2 separate regions of the Homo sapiens genome follow, and region 2 is linked to region 1. A link is a contact called in ENCODE Hi-C or POLR2A ChIA-PET data. All regions are on one chromosome and are shown on one strand. The core of a region is the stretch at or near the end of the contact, and the rest is flanking DNA. Distances in the headings are between cores, read along the strand shown. Region 1 holds the start of RARB (retinoic acid receptor beta). Region 2 has its middle 340 kb from the start of RARB-AS1.

The links. Hi-C counts contacts between places; a loop is a spot of excess contacts on that map. ChIA-PET counts read pairs that join two places held with the same protein, here RNA polymerase II (POLR2A). Pooled maps may share reads with other maps.
Region 2: a map of heart right ventricle shows a loop between it and region 1 (2.8-fold over the local background). The contact joins the enhancer-like site here to the promoter of RARB in region 1. A Hi-C loop is called at or near these places in 20 of 168 maps with a recorded cell type or tissue (Right ventricle myocardium inferior, aorta, cardiac septum and 8 more) and 14 of 50 pooled maps. POLR2A ChIA-PET finds 5 or more read pairs at or near these places in 1 of 52 experiments (A549).

The regions. Positions count from the first base shown.
Region 1 is chr3:25,426,453-25,430,792 of GRCh38, forward strand. It overlaps RARB (retinoic acid receptor beta), which reads left to right and starts at 1,811. Exons shown (of 8, transcript NM_000965.5): 1 at 1,811-2,436. The coding sequence starts at 2,280. RefSeq lists an enhancer at 872-1,709.
Region 2 is chr3:25,043,649-25,047,988 of GRCh38, forward strand. It overlaps a transcript of RARB not described here. Among named protein-coding and RNA genes, the nearest start is that of RARB-AS1, 340 kb to the right of the region's middle. Within about 2 kb of position 1,825, at least 4 of the 41 ENCODE cell types and tissues checked have a DNase peak (open chromatin) inside an H3K27ac peak, as active enhancers do; they include heart right ventricle, where a contact is called at or near this core.

The DNA.
Region 1 (4,340 bases), core at 561-3,060:
GCATACTTTTCATGTTACACCACAAGTGCCACTTAGCAACTCCACTAGACAGGGCAGTGTTTCAGCATGGGGTGGGGTGCCCCCTGACAGGCTTTTAAAAGGCCCGGATGCCAATGCACATTCCAACACTATCCACAAAAAGGAGACTGGAGCAGTGCTCTTCCCTGCATTGGGCAAGGAGACTCTCCCTCCCTGCCTAACCACTTGCCTGCCCTGTTTTGTGGGAGAATTACAAGTAAATGCTACAGAGGCAGTGGAGAAAAAAGGGTGTTTTAATTCCTCTCCAGAGTTTCCTTTATTTGATGTATGTTGCATCCTTTAAACAAGTTGTGCAAAATGGCTGCAGGGTAGATTGGCTCTCCCTTTTAAAGCTCTCCATCCGGCTGGGTTTATTTGTAAATACTGCATCTATCCTTCTTAGTGTTTTAGGACTGGCTGGAAAGACTCTTCTTCCTGTAGGTTGGGTCAGTGTGAGAGATCTAAAAAATCATTTTCCCTTAAAATTACTGTATTTTAATAAAAGGATTGGGCAGGGGCTGGAATGAGAGAAAACTGGTCCTTCAAAATGTAAAACTGTCATACTTAAACCAGTTTACAAAATATGCGTTTAATTATGTGGTGGGATGTGTGTAGGTGTATGATGAGAGAGGCAACCAACATGGCTATTTGGGGTGCAAGGATGTGGGAACAGGCAAGTAATTTTCACATTGGACTTTCATCCTAGGGAGCTGGGTTCTAGTCACAGCTCTGAGCTGTGTGACCTTGGGTAGGTCTCATCTCCCCGGGGTTTTGTTTCACCAGTTGAACAGTATGAGGATGAGTCACAGCTAACATTTGTTCCATGATATTTACCCAGCACCATACAAGTGTTATTTCTGTCCTCCCAGTTAACACTGACGTGGGTAGTATTATATGCCCATTTTACAGATGAGGAAACTGAAGCCTGAAGAAGTTAAATACTTATCCCAGAACACACAGCTGGTAAGTGGCAGACCTGGAATTGGAATCTAGTTCAGTTTGATTCCCCAACCCATGCTCTTGACCACTATACTGTTTTTTCAAGTCCAGATCTGAAATCTCATTTTCTGTGTGGCTGTGTGTTTGGGACAGGGGTAACCAATTCCTGACTACTCTATATGCTGCATAGAACCTGGAGAGGATTTTTCAAAGTAAATGAATCTCGAAAGCTGGATTGCAGAGCAAACGAGTGCAGTCAATTCAGCCAGGGGCTTGCAAGAGGGAGAAAGAGAAAAAGACTGTGGAATGGAAAGTTTCCCAACCCAAGCCTTTCCCAAGGGGTAGCCATTCTCTGTTCTACAGTTTAGGGCTTGCATGTGCTTTTTCTGGAGTGGAAAAATACATAAGTTATAAGGAATTTAACAGACAGAAAGGCGCACAGAGGAATTTAAAGTGTGGGCTGGGGGGCGAGGCGGTGGGCGGGAGGCGAGCGGGCGCAGGCGGAACACCGTTTTCCAAGCTAAGCCGCCGCAAATAAAAAGGCGTAAAGGGAGAGAAGTTGGTGCTCAACGTGAGCCAGGAGCAGCGTCCCGGCTCCTCCCCTGCTCATTTTAAAAGCACTTCTTGTATTGTTTTTAAGGTGAGAAATAGGAAAGAAAACGCCGGCTTGTGCGCTCGCTGCCTGCCTCTCTGGCTGTCTGCTTTTGCAGGGCTGCTGGGAGTTTTTAAGCTCTGTGAGAATCCTGGGAGTTGGTGATGTCAGACTAGTTGGGTCATTTGAAGGTTAGCAGCCCGGGTAGGGTTCACCGAAAGTTCACTCGCATATATTAGGCAATTCAATCTTTCATTCTGTGTGACAGAAGTAGTAGGAAGTGAGCTGTTCAGAGGCAGGAGGGTCTATTCTTTGCCAAAGGGGGGACCAGAATTCCCCCATGCGAGCTGTTTGAGGACTGGGATGCCGAGAACGCGAGCGATCCGAGCAGGGTTTGTCTGGGCACCGTCGGGGTAGGATCCGGAACGCATTCGGAAGGCTTTTTGCAAGCATTTACTTGGAAGGAGAACTTGGGATCTTTCTGGGAACCCCCCGCCCCGGCTGGATTGGCCGAGCAAGCCTGGAAAATGGTAAATGATCATTTGGATCAATTACAGGCTTTTAGCTGGCTTGTCTGTCATAATTCATGATTCGGGGCTGGGAAAAAGACCAACAGCCTACGTGCCAAAAAAGGGGCAGAGTTTGATGGAGTTGGGTGGACTTTTCTATGCCATTTGCCTCCACACCTAGAGGATAAGCACTTTTGCAGACATTCAGTGCAAGGGAGATCATGTTTGACTGTATGGATGTTCTGTCAGTGAGTCCTGGGCAAATCCTGGATTTCTACACTGCGAGTCCGTCTTCCTGCATGCTCCAGGAGAAAGCTCTCAAAGCATGCTTCAGTGGATTGACCCAAACCGAATGGCAGCATCGGCACACTGCTCAATGTAGGTTTATTTTTTTCCCTTCTTCTACCAAGAAAAAAAAAATTGTCTCTCTTGCATGCAATAAAGACGTTGGAAATAAACTGCATTGGTAGCAAGACAAAGGATTTAATGATTTAATGCTGAAGGGGTGTGATATGCTGGCATGCATATTGATTCCCTTTGCTGAAAATTTCCTGTTAGATGTTTTCTTCCCAAATAACCCCTCCCGCCCCCATGCTCCTCTCCTTACCAACCTTATAGTCTCTTGAAAACAGTTTTTAAAATATGCATAAAAATGTGGGGGGTGGGGAGTAGAGGGTGACCACAAGACTTTAAAACATTCTTCAAGTAGGGCAATTTGACACATTTTGCAGTTTTTACTAAAATGTATGCAGAGTGGAATTTAACTTTGCTGTTCTTTGGATTAGCTACTAGTTGTATAGGTCCCCCCACCCCTTGTGTATTCCAACAGTCCAAAGTAATTAAAATATGACATTTTCCTTGAAAGGAATTTAGTTTAATTAAGGTGGCTGCTGCTCCCGAAGTTCATAAACCACCAGTTCAAGCTGCCGCTTCCAATGTTTTCCTTGCTAAGGAAAGGCAATATTTCTTAGCATTGACCCTGCTGCCACCTTTCCAAGTCACTTTGTTGGTCTAAGAAGTTGCTGTTTTGCTAGAAAACTACTGGCAATGAACACCCCTTGGACTGAGCCATCCATTATTTCCATATCTTGCAGTTCAGCCCGGAACGTGGACATCAGTTAAAGGAAAGGAAATATAAGTGGGGTAGCCCAATTTAAAAAAAAAATATTGACTATTTTGTTATCTGATGCTGACACAGTGCCGAGGTACGCACCTGGTCAACAGTAGCCTGGCTGCAGGCTTGAGAAATGATCAGGAGTCCCAGAAAATCCCACCTTCGGGTGGCTGTAGTGGGAGCCTGCAGGATGCTTCGCCGCCCTGACAGTGATTTAGATAAATGGCTCAGCTATCTATCAAAATGTTTTTAGTACTTTATTTGACAATTCATTGGAGCATTAGCCTGAAAATGACATTTTAAATCTTTGTTTTCAAAGAGGTCAAAGTTTAACTGGAAGAAATTGAGTTTTCCTAATAACATGGTGGCTTATCTAAAGAGAGAAGAAAAAGGGGAGAGGGGACAATGACAGGATTTAAATTGCCCTCTCTGAAACTTTTTCTTAAGAATAAAGACTTGCTTCTTGGGCCGGGAAATCAACAGGTTTGTAGCTGAAAAATCAATAACCATTTGATGCCAACAGCCTGGCTGTCTGACTTAACATTTTGTAGAGCCATAAGCAGGGCAAAAAGAATATCGTTTTCAGAAGGCGCCTTAATCTTCAGCTGCTCCCCAAATGCCTTTTCTTTTTTGGTGCCCATTTTATTTCTGGAGAACTCAAAGAAACTGGAGTGTTACAAAATAATTTTCTAATCCAAGAAGAGACTTTTCAGACCTGTCCTCTTTGTAGCAATTAAAACAGTATGAACAATTTCTGTTGGAATCCCAGGGAACTGGGGCTCTCTGAAACTTTTTCTTGTTAGAGAAAGTGGTAATGAAACATGTTTTTTAACAGAAGGAAAAAATATGCTCAGGATCCTCGCCAAAAGTTATTAGACCTAATAGAGTTTTTACATGTAGACATTCTTCCTTTTGTAATTAACCTTCCAAAGATGCCTATTAAGTTGTAAGAGTAGGGGGAAAAGCTTTGTTTGTTCTTGGACAAGTTAAACAAGGGATTTGCTTTATCTAGGGAGAGCGAGCGGTGAATGTGTCATTCGCCTAAAACTACCCGATAAGCAAGAAGTGTTGATAACAGCAAAGTTTAGCTAATCAAAGAAACTTGCATTAGACAAAGTAAATAAAGGCATTTGACAAAGGGATTTCAGAAATTCCAGTGTCTTATTTT
Region 2 (4,340 bases), core at 575-3,074, 380 kb before region 1:
GGATACTATTTATAATTATATCAAGATGATTTTTATCTGAGTAGCATATTAAACATTATAAGCAAAGGTACCCTTAAGCATTTACGTGACCACTCAGCATGCTCCCTAAGATGCCGAAGTCACCGATAGTTCAGAAAAGGATAGAAAACTTCAGGACCATGGTAGGAGGTTAGACATATGCAATAAAAAGCAATCATTTCATGAATATTGGTGAGAATTAATAGCACTTTATTTCGTGGCTCATTGAGGAAATGTGTGGTTGATGCTATTCAGAAGTACCTCTCAATGGTTTTAATAGAAAGCATGTGTGTGTGGATATGGAGTGCAAGTCCTCCTGACTGGTGGATTGAGGCTCTGCAGACCTCTCAGGTTTTCCCATTTTTTTTTTAATTAGAGTTTCAGTCCACTGATACTACCTTCAAAGTAAATGAAAATGAATCAACAGAAGGTAAACAAGTTCAGGGAAGAATTTTAAACAGCAAAACCCTTTTAGTCAATTCTTAATAGACTCTTCCCTCTTTTTTGAACAAAATTATGTTAAATGCCTCACATTTTCCTTTCTCACCTTCAAGGACTAATGACAGCTGCAACATTTGATGTATGTGTGATTCTGACATTAATATCTTATTCCCTAGCTGGGCAAAACATGAGAAATTGGCCTTGTGTCAACTTTTTAAAATGACAGGCAGGAACTGTATCTGAGTCTGCCTACTGTTGTATCTTCAGCGCCTAGCACTCTACCAAATGTATCCAGACCCTTCATTAATATGTGTTAAATTGTTGAGAGGAAGAAAGGAAGGAAAGAAGGAAGTCTATTTTTATATATATTTAGGGCTAAAAAAAACAAATCCTCGAGTTCTCACTTATCAGACCTTGTCGTAGTAATCAGCCTGGGATTGGTGTTCAAGGTTCCATGTGCTAGGAGTCGTGGTACATGGCCGGCACATGCCTGGCTTATAATAAATACTTGAAATATTTCTAGGGAAGTAAATGAATGTGTCTCTCTTGTTCCCTGCAAATACTGTCTGGAAAATGGAAGATATTCAACTTTTTGTAGATGGAATGAATAGTTAATTTAAGTAAGTATCTTTCTAATATTACTGAAAGATTCCACAACCAAATAGAACTTCTTCCTAGCAGCATTAGGACCTACAGGATAAAATAGCCAACTGACTATAGAAGGCCAGTACTGGAATCTTTGAACCATTCTTTCCCCCAGACAGCAGTCCTGTCTCTCTTTATTAATCTCCATTGTTCTCAGTGAATGCCCTGTTTATATCTGACAGTTTATAGTTTGAAGGGGGAATCATGAACCTTACAATCAAAGTCCTCCCGGCATTTTTTTGTTCTACTTGGAGGAATGGACTATGACCAATGACTTCTGAAAGACAAGTTTCGAAAACCTAAAAAGTTTAGTTTGGTTATTTCAGTGGCATCAGGAGGTTTGAGAGGAGCGGAAGATGTCAGGTCTGTTTCTAGGAAATGACTGGCCTAACAGCTGGAATAGCAAAAGTACAGTGCCTTCTTGCAAAAGCAACTTTCCTGGGTGTTTGATGGAGAAAGGAGAGTCTTAAACCTCTGAGCCAGGAGGAGAGACCGAAATGTTGTGCATTTATAGATAGGTCAGTGAGCTTTCTGGTTTCCCTCTCCCTTTCTTCTCTCCCCTAATTAACAGAGTTGAGGAAGACTGGGGTTCTGCAGTGAGACAGGAGGGGGGTTTATCAGGAGGCCCTTCCGAGAGAGAAAGCGAGGTAACTCTTTGTATCTGAGAGGTTTAAGTAAATGGACAGCCTGTTGGCTCCCTTCCTGACATTCAAAGCCAGAGCTCCCTCCCTCCAGAGGAGTGTCCTGTTTCTGTGTGTTCATTGTTTGGGGCCTCTGTTTGTGTTCAACTGTCAAAACGACTTCAGTGTTGCTACTTCTACTACAGTGTGTGAGTTGGTTTGTGTACCAGAACAATGAGACATGACTGAACAGTTTTTTTCAGATTTATATTTTCTAATGCCTCATGAACCTTTTAAAAAATGTAAGCTATGAGTCTGTGGAATACAAAATTCATTGTTAAGGAATTGAATCTGTTACTTAGGGAAATTACAAGCATATTAAGTTCAGCTGCCTTAGCAAAGCTTCAGAACTTCTTAAGGTTTAATATTTTTATTAGTTCCAAAATAAAATTTAATGTAGCCTTTTTCTTAAAATGTTTTAATGAATGTAAACTAAAGAGGACAGTTGTAAATACAGTTAAATCACAACATGACTTAGTATTTTATTATACATAGGAAAATGGTTTGATCAGATTTAATATTCATTAGACCTGGCTTTTCAATAGCTTGGATAAATATGTTCCTTTTTATTAGAAATCTGTCATACCCAGGGCATAGGCCAACATGTTGGCTTTGTAAATCATGTAGTCTGCCCGGCTCTTTTGGTCCTAGATCAGAAAGAGGCTTTTGCAAACCCACCATTTCTGGGGTTGAATGGGAAATTAGGGAAAGAAAATGAGGTCAAGAAAGGCATGGAGAAAAAAACCGCTGGGCCTGTTGGCCTGAGCACCCCCTAGAAAATATGCTGGGGTAGACTGATAAGCTCAAAGGCTTGTGTAATTTTCTTGCATATGCCTTTGAAAAACTGCAGAAAAGGATCAAAATAGTCAGTCTCCTAAGTTATTCCCTAAGTGAATAGAGACTGAGAAACTACAGGTCATTCATAGAGCAATTTTAAGATCTATTGAAGACTTTGATATTCTGGAAGGCAGCACTCTTTAAGACAAGATATCCTAGGCTTCTATTGGGGTATAAAAAATATTATAATTTTTTTATTTTTGAGACAGGGTCTCACTCTGTCACCCAGGCTGGAGAGCAGTGGTGTGATCTTGGCTCACTGCAGCCTCTACTCCTGGGTTCAAGTGATTCTCCCACCTTAGCCTCCCTGAGTAGCTGGGATTGCAGGCACACACCACCATGCTCAGCTAATTTTTGTATTTTTTGATAGAGACGGGGTTTCACCATGTTGGTCAGGCTGGTTTCAAACTCCTGTCCTCAAGTGATCCTCCCACCTCGGCCTCCCAAAATGCTGGCATTACAGGCATGAACCACCACTCCTGGCCTATAATTGATAATTTATATTAGTTAGTAGATTTTATTAAAATATTAAGCTTGACTAATAGTTAATATATGAGTAAACTATAGTAGGTGCATATAATTTATAAGTTAATACACGTGTGTTGGGAGTGCTTGCTAATTTTTTAAGAGATGTGCACTCAGCCACTGCTGTTTTGGCTCAGGAACACTTATTTCCTAGAACATAGCAGGGAGAATGTGCCTCTATATTTTATCCTGTGCCCAGAGTCTTAAATTTTTCTTCAAATTTATTTGTGGTGTATCATTGGACCACCCTTGTCACTAAGAGCTCCAGTGTCTCATGTGGCAAATGATAATATTATTCTAAATTCTCTTCCATTTGCAAAGACTTCTGGAGGAATTTGTCTTGAGCTTTACAGATTACTTACAGAAAAGAGCCCAGGAGTTATTGCTATCCATTGGGTAATTAGGTAATTCCAAGGAAAATAATAAAACTATTTTGTGCCTGGGAGATTAGAATGGCAAATGGTGACTCATATTAGTCAGCTGAGTAATTATGTAATTACAAAAGAAAGAGAAAAAAACCCTTCAGATTGTTTTTCCTAAGAGGCCCTTTTGGAAGCGTTCCAGCCCATCAGGTACTTATGTAATTAGGTCAGGGGCACAATCCATAAGGAAAAGCTGGGGGATTCATTAAAAAAAATGTTTATGTAAAAGAAACCTGTGAAAAAGAAAAGGAGTTTTTAAAGGATTCACTCAGACTCTACATCTACTATATTGGATGTCATAGCAAATGTCAAGGAACACGGTGTTGCATAGTAACTAGAGGCCATTGTGTACATGGGGAAATGAAGGGCAGTAGCATATTTTGGAGTAATCACCACTATCTATTTAGCCTATGCTAAGTGCTCTCTCTCAATCACTCAATACAGTAGGTCTTTTGTTTTCCCTGTTTTTGCAAATAAGTAAACAGAGAGGCTCAACAAATTTGAACCTAAGTCCTTTGAATTCCAACACCTAGTCTTCCCACTGTACCATACTGTCTATCTGCATTTCTCACCTGAATTATGCAGGTGGTTTTGCTTGTACAGAGCAGCAGGATGATATGGTTTTCTGTGTCCCCACCCAAATCTCACACCTTGAATTGTAATAATCCCCACCTGTAAAGGGCAGGACAAAGTAGAGATAATTGAATCATGGGGGTGGTTTCTCCTACACAGTTCTCATGGTAGTGAATAAGTCTCATGAGATCTGATGGTT